Linked DNA regions of Mus musculus: region 1 is linked to region 2. A link is a loop called in an ENCODE intact Hi-C map of the cell type or tissue named here. Cell type or tissue: heart. All regions are shown on one strand. Each heading gives the region's core, and the rest is flanking DNA. Links, peaks and the distances in the headings are about the cores only.

Region 1 (9,074 bases), core at 415-8,414, 58 kb before region 2:
GAGTGGAGTGGATTATTGCTTTCTTGGAGAGTTAGAGGAAATCCATGATCTAGATGTCCTACCTTCCGGGAGTCAGCGCCCCCACCCACTTCCCTATACAGCTGACAATCCACAACTTACCTTGCTAGGAAAAGGGGCTGGAGAGAAGAGCCCCGCCCTCTCTGGCCTGGGGTCAGGACAGTGGGAGGGGACGGGTGTCCAGACCCTTTGTTTGCTGCTAGGTGTGGGTATATGGGAGACCCTCCAGATGTATGTCGGTCATGCGCGTGCCCAGGCTGGGATAGACTGCTCCTGCTGCTGTGGTGAATTGCCAAGCTGGAGGAAGAGGTGGGGAAGAGAAAGGGGACTCGCCAGCTCTTCCCACCCACTCAGGAGTTTGAGCGCGAGGGGGAGGGGCCACAGCGGGTAAGGGTTTTTATGCCCACCAACCCTGCGGTTCCATGGACAGGAAACACCCCCAAATCTGCAGATCTTTATTCGTTTCAGAAAGCCCCCTCTCCAACAGCTCCGGAAAAGTTGGGGAGGGACCCTTCCCAAGCCAAAAGGCTAGCACTCCTCTCCTTCCACCTGACACCATCGCAAAATACATCCCTTAATCTGGGATATTCCTGGTTCCAGGATGCATCGTGAGTTTCTAAATCCTGTTCAAAGCATTGAAAAGGATGTGCGACCCTGAGTACCTCAAACTAAGATAAAATGGACTCCTTCAAGCCCCAGCCGAAATACAGAGGTTAAGGGGAGCTGGAAGAGGCTGTGGACAACTCCATAAAGTGAAGACCAGAAAAGACCTGTCCAGTGCCTTCGGGGGTCCCCCTAGGGGTAGGGCTGTCAACACTGTCGCTGCTTAAACCTTAGCGACACCCAGAGGCGGAGAAAGGAGACATTTTTAGGTGAGGGATTCTGGAGGGCTGCAGGAACTGCTTACACGAGTGGGAGTGGCGCGCGTGGTGGTGGTGGTGGAGTATGAAGACTGTGTTAATCACCATCTGCTTCTGATCCCCACACAAGGCGAAGTCTGTAGCATCCGGCATGTACCAACCCTGACTGAAATATTGCTTTCTGTCCCAGAGCAGGGTTAAGTCAGAGGGCGCTCCGCTTGCAGCAACACCAAGACTAAAGACATGAGTTTAATACCTGGGATCGCCATTGGGGAAGAAGACAACTGACTCCCGGAAGTTGTTTTCTGACTTCAACATGTGCATTCTAGAACTCACCATCTTCCCCATAAATAAATCAATCTAATATTTCTTTCTTTCTCTGGCTATCCTGGTACCCACGAGGTAGACAAGCTGGCTGCCTCCACCTCCCGAGTGTGCCACCACCACCAATGAATGAATGTAATTTCTTAAGTACTGGAGCTGATGAGATGGCTCAGTGGGTAAAGATGCTGGCTACCAAAGCTGGACGACTAAAATTTGATTCACAGGGCCCACAAGGTAAAGAAGAGAACTAACTCTAGTAAATTATCTTAAGACCTTCACATTGTGCACCCTGCCTGGTGTGCGTGCCTAACACAAACACACACACACACACACACACACACACACACACACACCGAACGCACGCTCAGACTTTTTCTTTTTTTGTTTTCTTTTTTTTTTTTGTTGTTTTTTGTTTTGTTTTCTTTTTTTCCCACGGGACAGGGTTTCTCTGTATAGCCCTTGCTGTCCTGGAACTCACTCTGTAGACCAGGCCGGCCTTGAACTCAGAAATCCGCCTGCCTCCGCCTCGCAAGTGCAGGGGTTAAAGGCGTGCGCCACCACTGCCCGGCCAGACTTTTCCTTTAAAGGCCTGAGCTGGGGAGACGGTTTAGTGCCACCAAGCCTGATGAACTGAATTTGATCAGTGGGATTCACATGGTGGAACAAAACTGACTCCAGAAAGTTGTTTTGATGTTCACATGTGTACAAACACATACAAAATTAATAAAATGTCATTTTAAAAACCTCCTTATTTAGCTGAACATGGTGGTGCACACCTTTAATACTAGCACTTGAGAGGCAGAAGCAGGCGGATCTCTGAGTTTGAGGCCAGCCTGGTCTACAAAGCAAGTCCAGGACAGCTGGTTACACTAAGAATCCCTCTCTGGGGGTAGGGTGTTGGGGAGAACAGAAAAAAAACCCTGACTTATTTATTTTATGTGTATTGTGTCTGCATATATGTCGGTGTGAGTATCAACCCTTCTGGAGCTGCAGTTACAGACAAATGTGAGTTGCTATATGGGTGCTGGGAATTGAACCTGGGTCCTTTGAAAGAGCAGCCAGTGCTCTTAACTACTGAGTGGTCGCTTCAGCCCCTAAGATGTAATTTAAAATTTTATTTATTTACTTATTTATTTAGCCAGGTGGTCCTGCTATATGCCTTTAGTCCCAGCATTTAATCTTCAGAGGCAGAGGCAGTCAGAGCTCTGAGTTCTAGGCTATTCTGGTCTATAGAGTGAGTTCCAGGACAGCCAAGGCTACACAGAGTAATTCTGTCTCAAAACAAACAAACAAACAAACAAACAAATAAATATTTTTTAAAATTTAAGGGCAGATCTGGTGTAGTGGGGCACACCTTTAGCCCCAGCACTGGGGAGAAGAGGTAGAAAGATCTGTTAGTTTGAAGTCAGCCTGGTCTACATAGTGAATTCCAAGACAGCCAGAGCTGTCTTATATACAGTGAGACTCTGGTGGGGGTGGGGGTGGGGTGGGAATTAAGGGCAAACATGATTAAAAAAAACAAATTGTATATTAATGTTTTGTCTGCAAGTATATCTGTCCACCACATGCATGCCTGGTGTAGTCAAAGGCCAAATGGGGACATAATATATATATCCTGGGTTGGACTTACAGATGGGTGTGAGTGGCCATGTAGGTGTTGGGAACAGAATCCGGGTGCTCTGGAAGACCAGCCAGTCTCCAAACTATTGAGCCAACTTTCCAGCCTCAATTTTGACTTTTTTTTTTCCATTTTTTATTAGGTATTTAGCTCATTTACATTTCCAATGCTATACCAAAAGTCCCCCATACCCACCCACCCCCACTCCCCTACCCACCCACTCCCCCTTTTTGGCCCTGGCGTTCCCCTGTACTGGGGCATATAAAGTTTGCGTGTCCAATGGGCCTCTCTTTCCAGTGATGGCCGACTAGGCCATCTTTTGATACATATGCAGCTAGAATCAAGAGCTCCGGGGTACTGGTTAGTTCATAATGTTGTTCCACCTATAGGGTTGCAGATCCCTTTAGCTCCTTGGGTACTTTCTCTAGCTCCTCTATTGGGAGCCCTGTGATCCATCCATTAGCTGGCTGTGAGCATCCACTTCTGTGTTTGCTAGGCCCCGGCATAGTCTCACAAGAGACAGCTACATCTGGGTCCTTTCGATAAAATCTTGCTAGTGTATGCAATGTTGACTTTTTTTTTTTAGAGTGTTGTTTGTATAACAACCCTGACCGTCCCTAAAATTACTCTGTAGGCTAGGCTGGCCTCGATCCGCCGGCCTCTGCCTCCGGAGTACTGGCATAGCGCCACTACCGCCCAGCCAATTTTGACTTTTTGACAGTGTCAATATGTAGCCCTGGCTGGACTAGAACTCCTGGAGAGCCACCTGCTTTTGCCTCTAGCGTACTTGGATTACCGTGGGCCACCACGCCCAACGCGACTAACCTTTTGTTTCTAAAGGATGGTCAGTCTGGTTTCGGCGGGAACTTCCAGAAGGCCTCACCACATACTCCTGGCCCTTTAAAGAAGACCTCCGGTTGCCAATGCCGCCGACTCCCGTTGCTAAGGACGTAACGTCCCGCGCCGACGCTGGGGCGGGGCCGTCCTGCGCGGCGCCCTGGGCGGAAGCGGAAGGGGCGGGGCTCGCCGAGCGGACTCTCTAGCCCTTGTGGGTCCCTGTTCAGCGCCCGGCCGTGTGGAGCCCCGGGAGCCAGTCCGGGCCTCCGAAGCGAAGATGGTGGACTACAGCGTTTGGGATCACATCGAGGTGTCGGACGATGAGGACGAGACGCACCCCAACATAGACACTGCCAGCCTCTTCCGCTGGCGGCACCAGGTGGGGCTGTGCGCGCTCATCCCCTTCCCCCCCACTCCCGGGACCCCCCGCTCTAGAGTTCTGACCTCTTCCCCAGGCCACCTGGCGTGGGGGCGGGGGAGACCTTAGTTATTGACATCTGGAGCCGCCTGCTCCACAATCTAGACTTTTCTCTTTCTTTTCTTTTCTTTTTCTTTTTTTTTTTTTTTGAAACAAAATTTCACTGTGTAACCTTCCCTGGCCTAGAACTTGCTGTGTAGAACAGGCTGGTTTCTAACTCACAGTGATCCTCCTGCCTCTGCCTTCCCAGTACTGGGATTAGAGACATGTGCCTTCATGCAGGGCCGGACTTTTTAATTCCATCCCAGGACTCCTGGCTTCTTCACCGTAATTCTTGACCTGTATCTCCAGGCGTTCTCTCTGTGCTATGGTTCTCTTCTGTTTGTAAGTTTATTTATTGTGTGTGTTCCCGTGTGCACGTGGCACAGCATGCCTATGGTGATCACAGGATAACTTGTAGAAGTTGGGCCTCTCTTTTCACCATGTTGGAACTGGCTGTGGAACTCCAGTCGCCCCACGTTGCCACAAGCACCTTTACACTCTGAGCCATTTTATCAGTTGGTAATACTTTAGTCAGAGTCTTGCCTCTCCCCATCCCCAAGCTGACCCTTGTGTGTAGGGTCCCCACTATCCTGTGCAGAACCTTCTGTTCTTCCTCAGAGTCTGGACCCCAGGTTCTGTTAGGTGATCTCATAGCCCAGCCACGCACCCACTTCATATTGCACGTCTCCCTTCTGCCTCTCCTCACTACTTAGAGTCTGGAGCCACAAAACTTCTGACTATGGCATCTATTTCCCAGGATCTTAGGCATGAATTTCTATTAAAGGCCCAGAGACGACCCCCTCCCCCCCCAACTTCCAAACTAAATGAGCCCTTAATTTAACTGTCAATCTTAGCTTGCAGCTGGGATTCCCCAGTCCAGGATCCCTTTCCCTGGGTTATAGACTTGAGTCCCACATGGGACATACCTGTAGAGCCCCCTTATCCTCTGTATTTGACCTCCATCTCCACTCTTGCCCATCATTCAGTTCCAGTGGCTCTCCTTATTCTCACCTCCTGTAGACTCTTATTTCCTGTTACTCCAGGAAACCCCACCCACCTAACTTCCTGTTAGAACCTCTGCTCCTTCTAGTATAGTAAGTAGACCCTCTCCTTCCCACCTTGGCTCCTATATGAACTGTAGCCATCTTTGAAAATTCACCAAACCAGGAGCCAGATGATGATGACACACATTTTTAATCCTAGCTCTCAGGGGGCAGAGGCAGGCAGGCCTGTGAGTTCAAGGCCAACCTGGTCTACAGAGAGTTCTACAGCTAGCTAGGGCTACACAGAGAAACCCTGTCTGGAGGGATGGGGCCGGGAGTCGGGTAGGATAAAGAGAGGGGGGAGGGGAGGAAGAGAAAGAAAAGACAGCTCACCAACCCAGAAAACCAAGCCTGTCCTGTCCTACCTGCCCGTTCCCTCCAGCTTCATCTGTCTCTCTCCAGGGTTCAGAGCATCCTAGTTAACTCTGGACCTCCCAGATAATGTTCCCACATAACCTTACTTTCTGAGCATGGTAGCACACCTGTAAACTCAGGTCTTAGGAGGAGGACGAGGAAGGAGGATCTGGGATTCAGAGTCAGTCCTCGATATAGGGCAAATTCTAGGCTAGCCTGGACTACATGAGACAATATCAAAAACCAAATGGGCTGGAGTTCAGTTGTATGGCATTGCCTTGGGCTCCATCTCTAGCACTGCTTAAAAACTAGCCATGGTGGGGCAGGCCTGTAGTCTGAGCACTGGGGAGAGGGAAGCAGGAGGGTCAGAAGTTCAAAGTCGTCAGCCACGGTAAGTGTGAGGCTGGCACAGGCTACAGGGGATCCTGTCAACCACCAAGCAAATAAAATACAGTCCTCTGCAGTTTTACATCTCTCCAAAACAGACGCCCCAGATTGAGACCTTAGAACCCCAAGTGTGAGCAAGCCATGCTCTTGCCCCTCCCTTGTGCCATCATTACCTGCAGGCCTGTAGCATACTACCAAGATGTGAGGGTGGCCTGGATGTGTGGTTCAGTGGTAGAGTACTTCTCTAGCGTGCAAGAGGTACTGGGTTCCAACTCTGTCGCAGCAGTAAAGAGACAATGGCCTAACCTGCTCCCCAAATTAAAACTTCTATACCCATATACCTGTGTGTCTTATACTCTTTGTTTAAGTTACATCTTAATTTTTTTGTGTGTGTTAATTCTTATGTATGTGTGCCGAGGTATCCTTGTGGCAGTCAAAGGATAACTTGATAGAGTCCACTTTCTCCTTACATGTGGGTTCTTGGGATCAAACTCAAGTCATCAGGCTTGGTAGCAGGCCTTTTCCCACTGAGTCCTCTCATTGGCCCCTGTGCTTGTTATACTCTCAAGCTGAGGGCAGGTACTTTCCATTTAGGAATTTTGCATCTCACCTTCTTGGGGAAAACTTCTCATTACTCCTAGAAAGTCCTTCCCCATCCTCCCCAAATCCAGCATTCGGCTCCCAGTCCCACCCACACACCTATTCCTTCCAGTTTCCTGGGAAGACCACCTGCCAGGCAGCAGTGTGTGGCAGCAGAGAAGCCCAGTGCCTCGCATAGCATTGTATTAGGAAGCACTGAAGAGCCACACACAGCTGCAGAACCATTCCTGGGAACACCTATTTCTGTTCTCTGAAGGTTTGTCTTCCTGCCGGGTGGGAGGGCCTCTGGTCTGCCGGGTGGGAGGGGCCTCTGGTCTGCTGCCGGGTGGGAGGGGCCTCTGGTCTGCTGCTACAGGCTTTGTTTCCTGTCTTGCTGCCATGGCTGTAATACTGAGGAGGGAAGTGGGGCCTGCTGCCCTAGCACATGTGGGAGGACAGGCAGGCTCTGGTGTACACGCTGACTTTACCGTGTTCTATGTCCATCTGTGAGGGGCTGGATTCCTAAGCGCTGAGCAGACGCTTGACAGCGCACATTTCAGGTCTGTGGCCCTGGTGCGCTCTGACTTGGAGGGCTCTCTGGCTGCTCTAACTTTCCTGAGATGGGAGTAGGACCCGGGTGCTCTGTGCAGTCTGTAAGACTTAGAACCCCAGTGTTTAACAACGGCTTCTCTTGGGATAGTTCCTGCCATCACTGCTTAGGTGCTTGTGATTTCAGAACACATTTGAAGCCAGATGTGACAGTGCATGGCTGTCATCTCAGCACTTGAGCGAGAGAGAGGCAGAAGCTATCCTTTGCCACATAGCAAAGGTGAGCACCTGTGTAAAAATAAACAGCAGGGGCTCTGCAAGGTAGCTCAGTGGGGGAAGGCACCGGTCACCTGAGTTTGATTCCAAGAGAGAAGGGACAACTGCAGGGTGTCCTCTGACCTCCGCATCCACACTATGGCACACATCTGTTCCTGCCACCATGCACACAATAAATTAAAATTTGAAATTAGCCAAGCAGTAGGGACCCTTGATCCCAGCACTGGGAAGCTGTGGTGGATCTCTGTGAGTTCAAGGCCAGCCTGGCCTAGAGAGGGAATTTCAGGACAGCTAGGGCAGAGAAATGTTGTTGTTGTTGTTGTTTTTTAATAAAATAATTAATTAATTAATTTTTAAAAATCTGGCTTGACCTGCTGTTGCAGGCTTGTGTTCCCAGCTCCTGGGGATGCTGAGGCAGGAGACCAGCATTCAAGGCCAGCCTCAACAACATAAGGCAACACCAGGTCAAACTAGGAAATACAAAAGGGCGGTGTGCAGTATGTGCAGCTCAGTAGCAGGCCGCTTGGGGAGCAAGTGCGCGACACTGGGTTCAGTCCCTGATCCCTGACACTGGGTTTAGTCCCTGGTAGGTCCCTACCAAAAAAAAAAAAGATGTGGAGGTTTGGGAAAGGGGGAGTGAGTTCCCAGCCCACCCTCCTAGGCTCTGTGGCCAGACATGTGGTATGTGCGGTTTCGTCTGGCTCCTTCCAATGTGCTCTATGGTGCCAGAATTCTGAGAACCTTTGTGTCCCTTCTGTAAGGGACACCCATGCCATCCTGTTACTTGTATAAGCCTGGCCAGCCAGGTGGCTGCTGTCACCAACACCACAGTCCCTGTTTTTAGCTTCAGCCTCCCTGGCAGCTACTCAGAGGACACTAGGGAGAATGGTGGCGGTCAGAAGCCAGCAGCCTGGCAACTTCCTGCTGCTCTGGGCTCTGGTCAGTGACTTAGGAGAGCAGGCCAGGGCTGCTGTGTCAGGACTTACCATGTGTGCACATAAGTGGGTTCATATAGAGGACACGGGAGACAGGTGTCCTGCTTCCCAGCTCTGTTCATTCTCTTGAACAGGGTCTCTCACTGATCCTGGAGCTAGGCTGGAGGTCAGCAGGTCCCAATCATCCTTCTGTCTCTGCTCCCTACAGTACTGGGGTTACAGGTGGCAGTCTATTTGAGTGCTGGGAATGTAAAGGCAGGTCTCATGTTTGGGAGCCCTGTCACTAAAAGCAGTTCCTCTGTAGCCATCCCCTGTGCAGCCTCTACCCTCCTGTGCTCCTTACTGTAATGCTTGGGCTTTTCATCAAGTGTGTTTGTGTGACAGAGTGCATGTGTGCAGGGCAGCTTGAAGAGTCACCCTTCTCCTTCCACCATGTAGATCCAGGGGTCATCAGGCTTGGCTGTGCGTCCTGCTGAACCCTCTGACCTCATGCTTTGGTTTTTCTCCCAGTGTGTGAGCACTCGTGCATGTTGGTTTGACTTTTCACTATCAGGACACTGTTCAATAAATTACACCAGGGGCAGATGAAGTTGCACACCTGAAATCGCAGTGCTGGGAAGACTAAGAGGAGCGTCTGCGTGTAGGAGCTTAAGGCCAGCCTGGCCCACATGCAAGGGCCCATCTCTGAATGGATGAATGAATGAATGAATGAATAACAGACATCATGACACATGACGTGAGACCCAGTGCTTAGTAACGTGCCTGCCTGGTATTATAGACCTGTCATCCTGGCTGTCCTGAGGCTGAGGAGAGAGGATTGGAAGAGCAGGGACC
Region 2 (9,074 bases), core at 954-8,953:
GGAGCAGGGCTCAGCCCCTGCCTAGACTACCTGTGAGAGGCCAGGTAGGTCATGGCTGGGGGTGTGCCTGTGACAGCATGTTTAAAAAGAAAGAAAAGCAATTAGCCGGGCAGTGGTGGTGCAAGCCTTTAATCCCAGCACTTAGGAGGTAGAAGCAGGCAGATTCCTGACAGCCAGGGCTGCACAGAGAAAACCTGTCTTGAAAACAAAACAGGGGGCTGGAGAGATGGCTCAGCGGGTAAGAGCACTGACTGCTCTTCCAGAGGTCCCAAGTTCAATTCCCAGCAACCACATGGTGGCTCACTCACAACCACCCATAATGAGATCTGACGCCCTCTTCTGGTGTGTCTTGAAGACAGCTACAGTGTACTCATATAAATAAATCTTTAAAAAGAAAGAAAACAAACAAAAGAAAGAAAGAGAGGGAGAAAGGAAGGAAGGAAGGAAGGAAGAAAGGAAGGGAAGAAAGAAAGAAAGAAAGAAAGAAAGAAAGAAAGAAAGAAAGAAAGAAAGAGGCCAATTTACAGTTTGCAGCAGGCACACCCATTTCCTCCCTGTTTGCTGGGGTCTCTAGACTTTGTGTTTGTCCTTTTCTACGGGGCTCCTTGAGGGTACTGAGCTGCCCCACTCCATTCCCCTGCCAGCCCCCAGAAATCCTGGAGATGTTGGTAAAGGCAGGGGCTTGCTTGTAGATGGTGGGTTTTAGCTGAGCCGTGAAAGTGGACATCCAAGACCTCACAGGCTTTGGGAAGTATAAGCACATCCTGGACAGGGCAGCTCTAGAAGCAAGGGCAGAATGAGTATGGAAGTGGCACTGGGGTGGACTTGTGAGAAGGACCCTGGTTAGGAGGACCCTGATTAGGGCTCCTCTGTTTCTGTGAATTGTTATCCTTAGTTTTGCCAGTGAGTCCTCCACATCTTCCAAGCCCCCCACTATCTTGGAGGTAGGGACATGGAGGCTTATAAGACTGCTTTCTGGATGGTCTGTTCCTGGCTTCCGAAGCAGCTCCAAATGATGCTGTGGACAAGATGCTCAACACTATAGTCTAAAGCCATGGGGACATGCTCAGGCCAAAGCCACTGCCACAACCAGACAGAGTGAGGGAAATGTCAAACAGATGGAGAGATGGTCTGTAACCTGTGCCTCAAATGCAGAAGTATGGAGGCCTGGGAGCACTTGACAGTAAGAAAGACACAGGGCTCCAGAAGCCATACAGGTGGGGCCTATGAGGGTAGAGACAGGGCCAGGCCATAATGGAGGTGTGGCTTGAGCCATGGGAAGGTCATGGAGTCAGTAGTTCCTGAAGTATGTCTTCTCCTTTAGGTTTCCCAGGGCCTATTCTAAGCCTGAGCAGGACCAACATCACAGAGCTGTCCATGGTCCATGGGACTTGCACACTGGTCATGCTGGAAAGTTATTCTGCCCCTCCTCTTGGAAGCTGGCTCAGCTTCATCTCCAGAACACCAAGAGGGACAATGGGCATGTCTTTTGCAGTGCCACCCTGGAGGTGGGTGGCTGACTCCTCACAAGAGCACCACTGTCCACCTGCATGCCCTGTTGAGTTGGTCATTCAGACCTTTTAAGATCTCCTCCCTCTGTCCTTGCTTGGGAAATCTTGACTCTTCCCTGGCCTTAATATCCTTCTATGGATATCTGGAGTGTCTGATCATGTGGTGGTTTTATAGATTGCTCCAAGACTGATCATGCCAAATGTCCCCAGCACTCTGTGTTACAAAGGTAGGATTCCTACTCTAAGTGTTACAGCTCAGATAGAAAGGCATCTTGGCAGTCAGAAGTCAAGGAATACCACAAAGTCATACCACACAACAAACCTCATACAAGAGATTTATGGGAAAACTACAAGAGAGTGGCTGCCTTTGCTCAGGAGACAGCAGCTAAGAGCTGAGTAGGAGACAGGCTTTATATAAAGAGGCTTTCCAGGATGTCTGCGGTTTGGTGGGATTCTATGGCCTGATCTTTGGACAATCTCGGGAATTGGTGGGATTCTATGGCCTGATCTTGGTGTTTTTTGTTTTTTTAAATCTCTGTTGTAGGTCAGGGCTTGGTTGTCTGGGGCAGGGCTTGGTTGTCTGGGGCAAGCACCTGGCCATTTAGACACCAGCGGTTAGAACCCACGTTTAGAGTAGCCAGGGGGGCAGGGCCTGGCCACGTGCACCTTGAGGGTTTTACAGCACACCTTGCAGTGCCAGGCCCAAGGCCATGAGCTCCAAAGCTCCGGCATGAGGGCACCAGGCATGGGGTACCTCATTACTTGTCAACCTAAACCACGACGGCACCTATCACTGCCAGGAAACTGGCCCAAGAACACCTTGCTCACAGTGACTGACATTCAAGGTAACGGAGGAACCTGTACGGTCTACAGGGGCAAGTTCAGCAGGAACCCAGGACACACATATGCACTTGGGTCTCTCTGTGCCGATCAAGGCCAGGATGGCCAACATCACTATGGGGGTGTTCATGCCCCTAGGGATGGTGACCACTGCAGTGGCGTCAGTGTACACCCTCAGGATGCAGAACCCGAGTGGCTGCTACCACTTGAGAAACAGAAGTACCTCTGTGTCTCTCAGCACACTGTCGTCCAAAGATACAGCCCAGGGTAAGTTGTCCTGAGACAGGGGAAGACCAAGGTCCAGACTGAGAGGAGGATTGGGCCGTATCAAGTTCCAGATCAATAAAACCTTCAAGGGCTGGAGAGATGGCTCAGTGGTTAAGAGCACTGACTGCTCTTCCAGAGGTCCTGAGTTCAATTCCCAGCAACCACATGGTGGCTCCCAACCATCTGTAATGAGATCCGATGCCGTCTTCTGGTGTGTCTGAAGAGAGTGACACACATTAAATGTACTCACATTAAAAAATATAAAAATAAATCTTTAAAATAAAACTTTCAGCATGATAGTGCACACCTTTAATCCCAGCTCTCTGGAGGCAGAGGCAGGTGGATCTCTGTGAGTTCAAGGCCAGCCTAGTCTACAGAGTAAGTTATTCCAGGACAGCCACAGAGAAACCCTGTCATGAAAGACAAACACACACACACATTAGCACTTGCCCATAGACTCCTGAAAGTAGTTTTCTGGTGCTAGAGAGATCCATGTCTGTCATTATAAACTGCTGATCTTTTCTTCCTTGTGTCTTTTGCCAGTTCCTTCCCCAGCTCCTGTTTAACTTTTTGCTTCCTGTGCTGTCTATCTCTACTACCCCTACCAAGTCTGCTGGAAATGAAACTCAGGGGTTGCCATGCTTAGCAGTTAGTCCTTTTTTTCTTTGTTTTTTGAAACCCTGACTTACTATGTAGACCAGGCTGCTTAGGCCTTCAGAGTGCTGAAAATAATGCCAGCATTTGTCGTTGTTATTTGGTTGTTTGTTTTTCTTTTTTGAATCAGGTTTATCTCAAACTTGAGTTGTATAGTAGGGAATGACTTTGAACTTCAAGTCCTGCAGCTTCCATTTTGGTTTTTCGAGACAGGATGTCTCTGTGTAGCCCTGGCTGTCCTGGAACTCACTCTGTAGACCAGGCTGGCCTCGAACTCAGAAATCCACCTACTTCTGCCTCCCAAGTGCTGGGATTTAAGGCGTGCGCCATCACTGCCTGGCAGCTTCCATTTCTAAAGTGCTGGAATTGCATGCGTACATCAGTACACCTAATTTTTGTCTGTCGTTTCATTTTCTCTTTTGAGACAGGATCCTCATGAATTTGATTTCCGTTGTAACTGTGGATGACATCATAAGATCTGCCTTCCCCTCTAAAGGGCTTAGATTACAGGTGTGTGCACCTGACCAACTCTTAAGGCGGTGTTAGGGATTCACGCCTGCCTATTCTCAATCCTGCCTTGTAAGGCGGCTCCATGTTGCAGCTCCGCCCTTTTATTCAATGGCCCAGAGTCAGGGGAAGGGGGCAACGCTCGCGGGGCTGGTTCTAGCCAATACGCTGAAAGGGGCCGGGAGAGAGGCGGGGCTTCCACCAACCAATCACTACACGCGACCTCCTTGCCGCTCTATGTCGCTCCGCCCTGAGCTCGCTGGTCCCAGAAGGCGCCGGGTTTCCCAAGATGGCGGCCGACGTGTCCGTTACTCACCGGCCGCCGCTGAGCCCAGAGGCGGAGGCCGAAGCGGAAACTCCCGAGACCGTCGATCGCCGGGCGCCCGAACAAGAGTTGCCGCCGCTCGATCCGGAAGAGATCCGGAAACGCCTGGAACACACTGAGCGCCAGTTCCGTAACCGCCGCAAGATACTGATCCGAGGCCTCCCGGGGGACGTGACCAACCAGGTATGGGGGGTGGGGGTGAGAGCGTGGCGGGAAACACCACGGTGCGCGTGCGCGCGCACGCGGGCGGGGGGGTGGAAACCGGGCGGTACCAACGCTGCTGTGAGTGGGGGCTCTCCCCAGTGTCATATCCTCTCCCAGGGTCGTGAAACATTAAGAACGAAGTGGAAAGGGCATGGTTAGGAAAAAGAAAAAAAAGAAAACACTTTAAAGTGCTGGTCGACGTTGCTAGGGGCGACCATCGGACTTGGGAGAGGCCAAGTGGTTGAAGGTTGCAGGTAGTTGGAAGGGGCAGGCAGCTGTGGCCCTGCTGAAATATGTACGGGAGACTGTGAATAGATTGATTGAAATAGATTCCAACTGACCCATGCATATTCAGAGGGTTGTTTCCCTCCTCTGCCTTCGGGTGACAGGAGCTCAAATCTGGAAGTTTCAGAATTAAGAGCATGGCTTTTCTTATCAAGCATAATCGACACCTTTTAGAGGTAGACCCGGAAGTTGGAGCTGCATCCCTCAATGCCTACTAGAATTGATTTGGGAAAATGAAGTCTCCTTTCGACATGAACATGCCGCGGTGGGGGGCGGGGGTTGTATTCTGTGGCACTTCCCTGTGGCTAATCTTGTCTGCCGGGACTGCCCTTCTATTGGGAACCCATGTAGAGCAGGGTGTGCAATGCTCTTTGGACCCAAGAAAGTGGTATCTCTGTTGCCCTGCCCGGTGGTGGTGGGATAGGCCCTTTCTGATTGCTGCTAAATTGTCTGCTCACTGGCTCACCCTAGTACCCCCTGCTCTATAGGCACATGGCTAGTGAAGCTGCAGAGGTGTTGGGGAACACAATAAAGGACCAGACAAGGAATAGACACTTGTGTGCATGGTGTCCTGCATATCTGGAACTGCCAGCCCTATCTCCTTGGGCTCATACACAGGTCATTTGGTGCAAGGAAGCCAGGCAACTTGCCCTGGAAGCCAGCATTCAAAACAGCAGCCCTGTCAACATGAGGGAGTTTGGGTGGCCCCTGCACCCACACAGTGTAGGGTCAGATAAGTGAGTGGGGTCCCTGGTCAGGTAGCATGCCCCCTGTTGTCATGACAGCCCTGGCCAGGTACCCCTGGGTAGCATGCCCCCTGTTGTCATGATAGTTTGTGTGTTTCACTTCTTACAGCCTCAGCTGTTTTCCTCTTGGAGAAAATGGCTTCATAATTAGCTGTGGACCGGTTTCAACCTTGCACAGGGGAATCAGACAAGTTGGGCAGCCTCCTTGAAGGTGTGCAGTTTGAGTTGTTGGTGTTCCTAGCATGTAATCTGCAGTCTTGCCCTGCACAAGATAGATTGTAGAAGATAGCTGTATGGACAAACAGCTATTCATTTATCTGCTTGAATGGAGGGTCCACCTGTAGGCGGCCTTGCCCAGTGACTCCCCGGCTTCTGCTTGTGTCTCTGCAGGAAGTACATGACCTCCTGAGCGACTACGAACTCAAGTACTGTTTCGTGGACAAATACAAAGGGACAGGTTTGTGGGTCATGGATGGACAGGGCAATTATGACATGACAGTCCCCAGTGGTAACAGGACCTGGCTCAGCATCTGTTCTGAATTGTGGGTCCTGTGTTGTGTCAGAGGAAGCAGATCCTTGTTCTGTCTGTCCGTGTCTTAATTTTTTTGAGGCGGGGACTCACATGAAGCTGAGGTTGGCCTTGAACTCCTAGAGATCCACTTACCTGCTTTTGCTTCTTGAGTACTGTGATTAAAGGCAGGCACCACCCACCCTTGTCAGTTCCTTTATCTATTGTGTGTGTGTGTGTGTGTGTGTGTGTGTGTGTGTGTGTGTGTTAGCATAGGCAGCTAGTGTGGAAGTTAGAGGACAATGTTCTAAAGTCAGTTTCCCCTTGCTGAGGCAGGATCTCTCGTGGTTCTGTCTTGCTGTATATTCTGGGCAGTTCTATCTTAGACTATGAGGAGGGCTGTGATGACGGGTGCATAGGAGAGCATGCATATACTCATGAGAGTCTGGGGCTGGAACTCGGGCTTAGGTATGGCAGCAGACTCCATTTTCCAGCCTTCTTCTTTCCTTTCTTTGAGGCATGGATTTAGGCTGTAGCCCAGATTGTTCTGGGGTTCATGGTGTGCCCAGTATCCTAAAGCTTGTAGCATTCCTTTAGCTTGTACCACTCCTTTGCCTTTTCTTATGTTGTAGTTTTCTTTATTTGATGTGTATGGGTGTTTTGCCTGAGCACCATTTGCGTGTTTGGTGCCCACTGAGGCTGGCAGAGGGCACCAGATTTCATGGAACCAGAGTTAAAGAGGGTTATAAGCTGCCGTGTTGGTGCTGGGAACCAAACCCCATCCTTGCAAAAGCAGCAAGTACTCTTTAAGTGCTGAGCTATCTCTCCAGCCCCATTTTTGGTTTTGGACTTTAGGTTTTACTTAAAGCAGAGTCTCATATAACCCAGATTAGAGTTAAATTTATTGTATAAGTGGGTTGGCCTTAAACATCAAGACACCCCCCTGCCTCCGCTTGCAAAGTGCAAGGCTTGTGATCCGTGTGTCAGTGTGCTCAGCTCCCCAGTGCTCTTACTTGTCTCTTCCTAACCCAGGCCCACTGGGCACCCTACTCTGCCATAGGCTGTATGGAGTGCTCAGCCCTATGCCCTTGGGGTAAGACTTGGCAGCGTTGACTTCCCCTGTGAAGGCCATCAGTGAATGTCTATGCTTTCCTGCATTGTGCCAGGTGTTTAGACCATGGAGCACCTTCTGACAACTTAATGTGGAGAGGAATGTGCCCCTTCTAACACCTACCTGACAGGCCAGGCAGTGGTTAAGATCCTGGCCATTGGAGGCGTGGTCACAGGTTGGAATCTTGGTCTGTGTTTACTCTATGGGATTGTATAGGAGTAACAGCAGTGGATGCAGACTGAGTGTGCCTGACACAGACTACTTAGAGCACAGCTGCTGAAGGCTGGGGAGATGGCTCAGCATTTGTCAGATAAGCATGAGGACTGCAGTTGGAACCCCAGCAGCTACAGGAATGCTGGGTGGGCTGGCATGATGACCCACTTGTAATAGAAGTGTGTGGGAGGTGGAGCCAGTCTCCTGAACAAGCTGGGTAGGTAGATTAGCCAAATTAGCAAGCATTAAATAAGAGACAACTTCTACCTATACCTGTGCGTACACTCACTGTAAACATGCATGTATGCCTGTTTACCATACTCATACACATGCAAGAAAAAGAGTCTAGGTATCAACAAAGCAGACCTGGTGCAGTCATCCCACCACAGGGCTTGGAGCATACCAAAAGCCAAGGATATTTAAGTCCCTTTTAGAAAATAACATGGTAGGGTGTGGCACACAGCTTTAATCCTCGCACTTGGACTGCAGAGATAGCTTGATCTCTGAATTTGAGGCCAGTCTGGCCTATAAATCTAGCTCAGGTCAGCCAGGAAACAAACAAACAAACAAAAAGGAAGCAGAAAGCAAGTAAGCAAATACCATCCTGGGAGCAAGTGAGATGGCCCAGTGGGTAAAGCTGTTTTGAAAGTTGTGCTCTAACGTTGGAGGCAGAGCATCAGATCAGACTACTCTTGGCTACATAATACACTTGAGGACAGGCTGAGGTACATGAGGCCTTCAGAAAGGCAGGAAGAAGGCAAAATGAGGTTATGGGATCAAAAGCAGTAGGGGCACAGGGGTACAGAGCCAGGATCTAAGAGAGGAACTAGCTTAGGTTTGGTAGGGCAGTCAGGTAAGTAAGTGGGCAGAGCTCAGGCAGGAGGAGCCCGGCAGGCACCAGAAAGCAGTACTGAGTGTTGTTAGGGGAGCTGGGAGCACCCGAGCTGGGCTGCCTCAGGAGGGTCTCTGAACAAGGCTCCTGTGGCTGTGAAAAGGATTGTGAGTGAGGAGACCAGAGGGGCAGAACACGGCTCTGGAGACCAACTACTGAGTGAGTATTTGTTGTATTCTTGTGTGTGTGTGTGTGTGTGTGAGTGTGTGAGTGAGTGAGTGTGAGTGTGTGTGAGCGCACATGTGCGTGTGTGGTTTACTAGAGATTTCATTTAGGACTTCTTGAATGCTAGGAAAGTGCTCTACTGCCTAAGTACATCCTTAGTCCTTATCTTTGTTTTGTTTTTTAATTTTGTGGTGCTAAAGATGAACACTTTTAACTCCAGCCTCAGGTCTCATTTGTGTTTTTTGAGACAGTGTAAGTCACAATGTACCCAAAGATGACCTTGATTTTCTGATAACCCTGGTTTAGTCTTGTGCTGAAGTGACAGGTGTGTGCTGCCATTCCACAAGATAGAACCCAAGGCCTCATGCATGCTAGGCAAACACTCTACCAACTGAGCTGTTCTCATCCCAGCCCTTGGGTTTTTATAGCCCAGGCTGACTTTGAACTCTGTTCTCCTGGCCCATGTTGCAGATGTTGGGATCACAGCCACAGCCTGGCTCTTGGGTACTGATCTGGTTCTGTTGATTCTCCACCAAAGATGGTGGGTGTGAGGGCTAACCGACTCCCATTTGACCTTTAAGAAGCCAGAACCATTAAGAGTTTGGGGCTTAGGGGCTGCAGAAATGGTTATGAGCACTCACTCCTATCCAACAGTTCTGAGTTCAGTTCCCAGGCACCCACATGGCAGCTCATGCCTGTCTGTGGCTGTCTTCTGGTATGCAGATATACATGCAGATAAAGTACCCATATACATGAAATACACAAGTAAATCTTTTTAAAAATAAAAGAGTTTGGGGTTGGAGCTCAAGTTGGTTCAGTGACCGAGAGCACCGGCTGATCTTCCAG

The links. Hi-C counts contacts between places; a loop is a spot of excess contacts. Peaks named below come from ENCODE experiments on the same cell type or tissue, not always from the same donor. Only the 100,000 strongest peaks of a DNase experiment are listed, where the experiment ranks them.
Region 1: a loop joins it to region 2, with 2.1 times the contacts of the local background. A loop is called at or near these places in 10 of 42 quality-filtered maps.

Annotation. Positions count from the first base shown.
Region 1 is chr9:21,144,718-21,153,791 of GRCm38, reverse strand. It overlaps Cdc37 (cell division cycle 37), which reads left to right and starts at 3,858. Exons shown (of 8, transcript NM_001378796.1): 1 at 3,858-4,036. The coding sequence starts at 3,935. Gm35977 (a long non-coding RNA gene) reads right to left here and starts at 3,824. Exons shown (of 4, transcript XR_870568.3): 1 at 3,646-3,824; 2 at 926-1,059; 3 at 121-315. In heart, for the core only: CTCF peaks have their summits at 841, 3,763, 3,982 and 7,786; DNase peaks (open chromatin) are centred at 941, 3,821, 6,841 and 8,161; H3K4me3 peaks cover 4,417 bases; H3K27ac peaks cover 3,016 bases.
Region 2 is chr9:21,086,972-21,096,045 of GRCm38, reverse strand. It overlaps Raver1 (ribonucleoprotein, PTB-binding 1), which reads left to right and starts at 4,047. Exons shown (of 13, transcript NM_027911.4): 1 at 4,047-4,287; 2 at 5,730-5,796. The coding sequence starts at 4,069. Gm38431 (predicted gene, 38431) reads left to right here and starts at 4,038. Exons shown (of 17, transcript NR_038081.2): 1 at 4,038-4,287; 2 at 5,730-5,796. In heart, for the core only: no CTCF peak of the experiment used is centred there; DNase peaks (open chromatin) are centred at 2,370, 3,985 and 5,305; H3K4me3 peaks cover 2,940 bases; H3K27ac peaks cover 1,958 bases.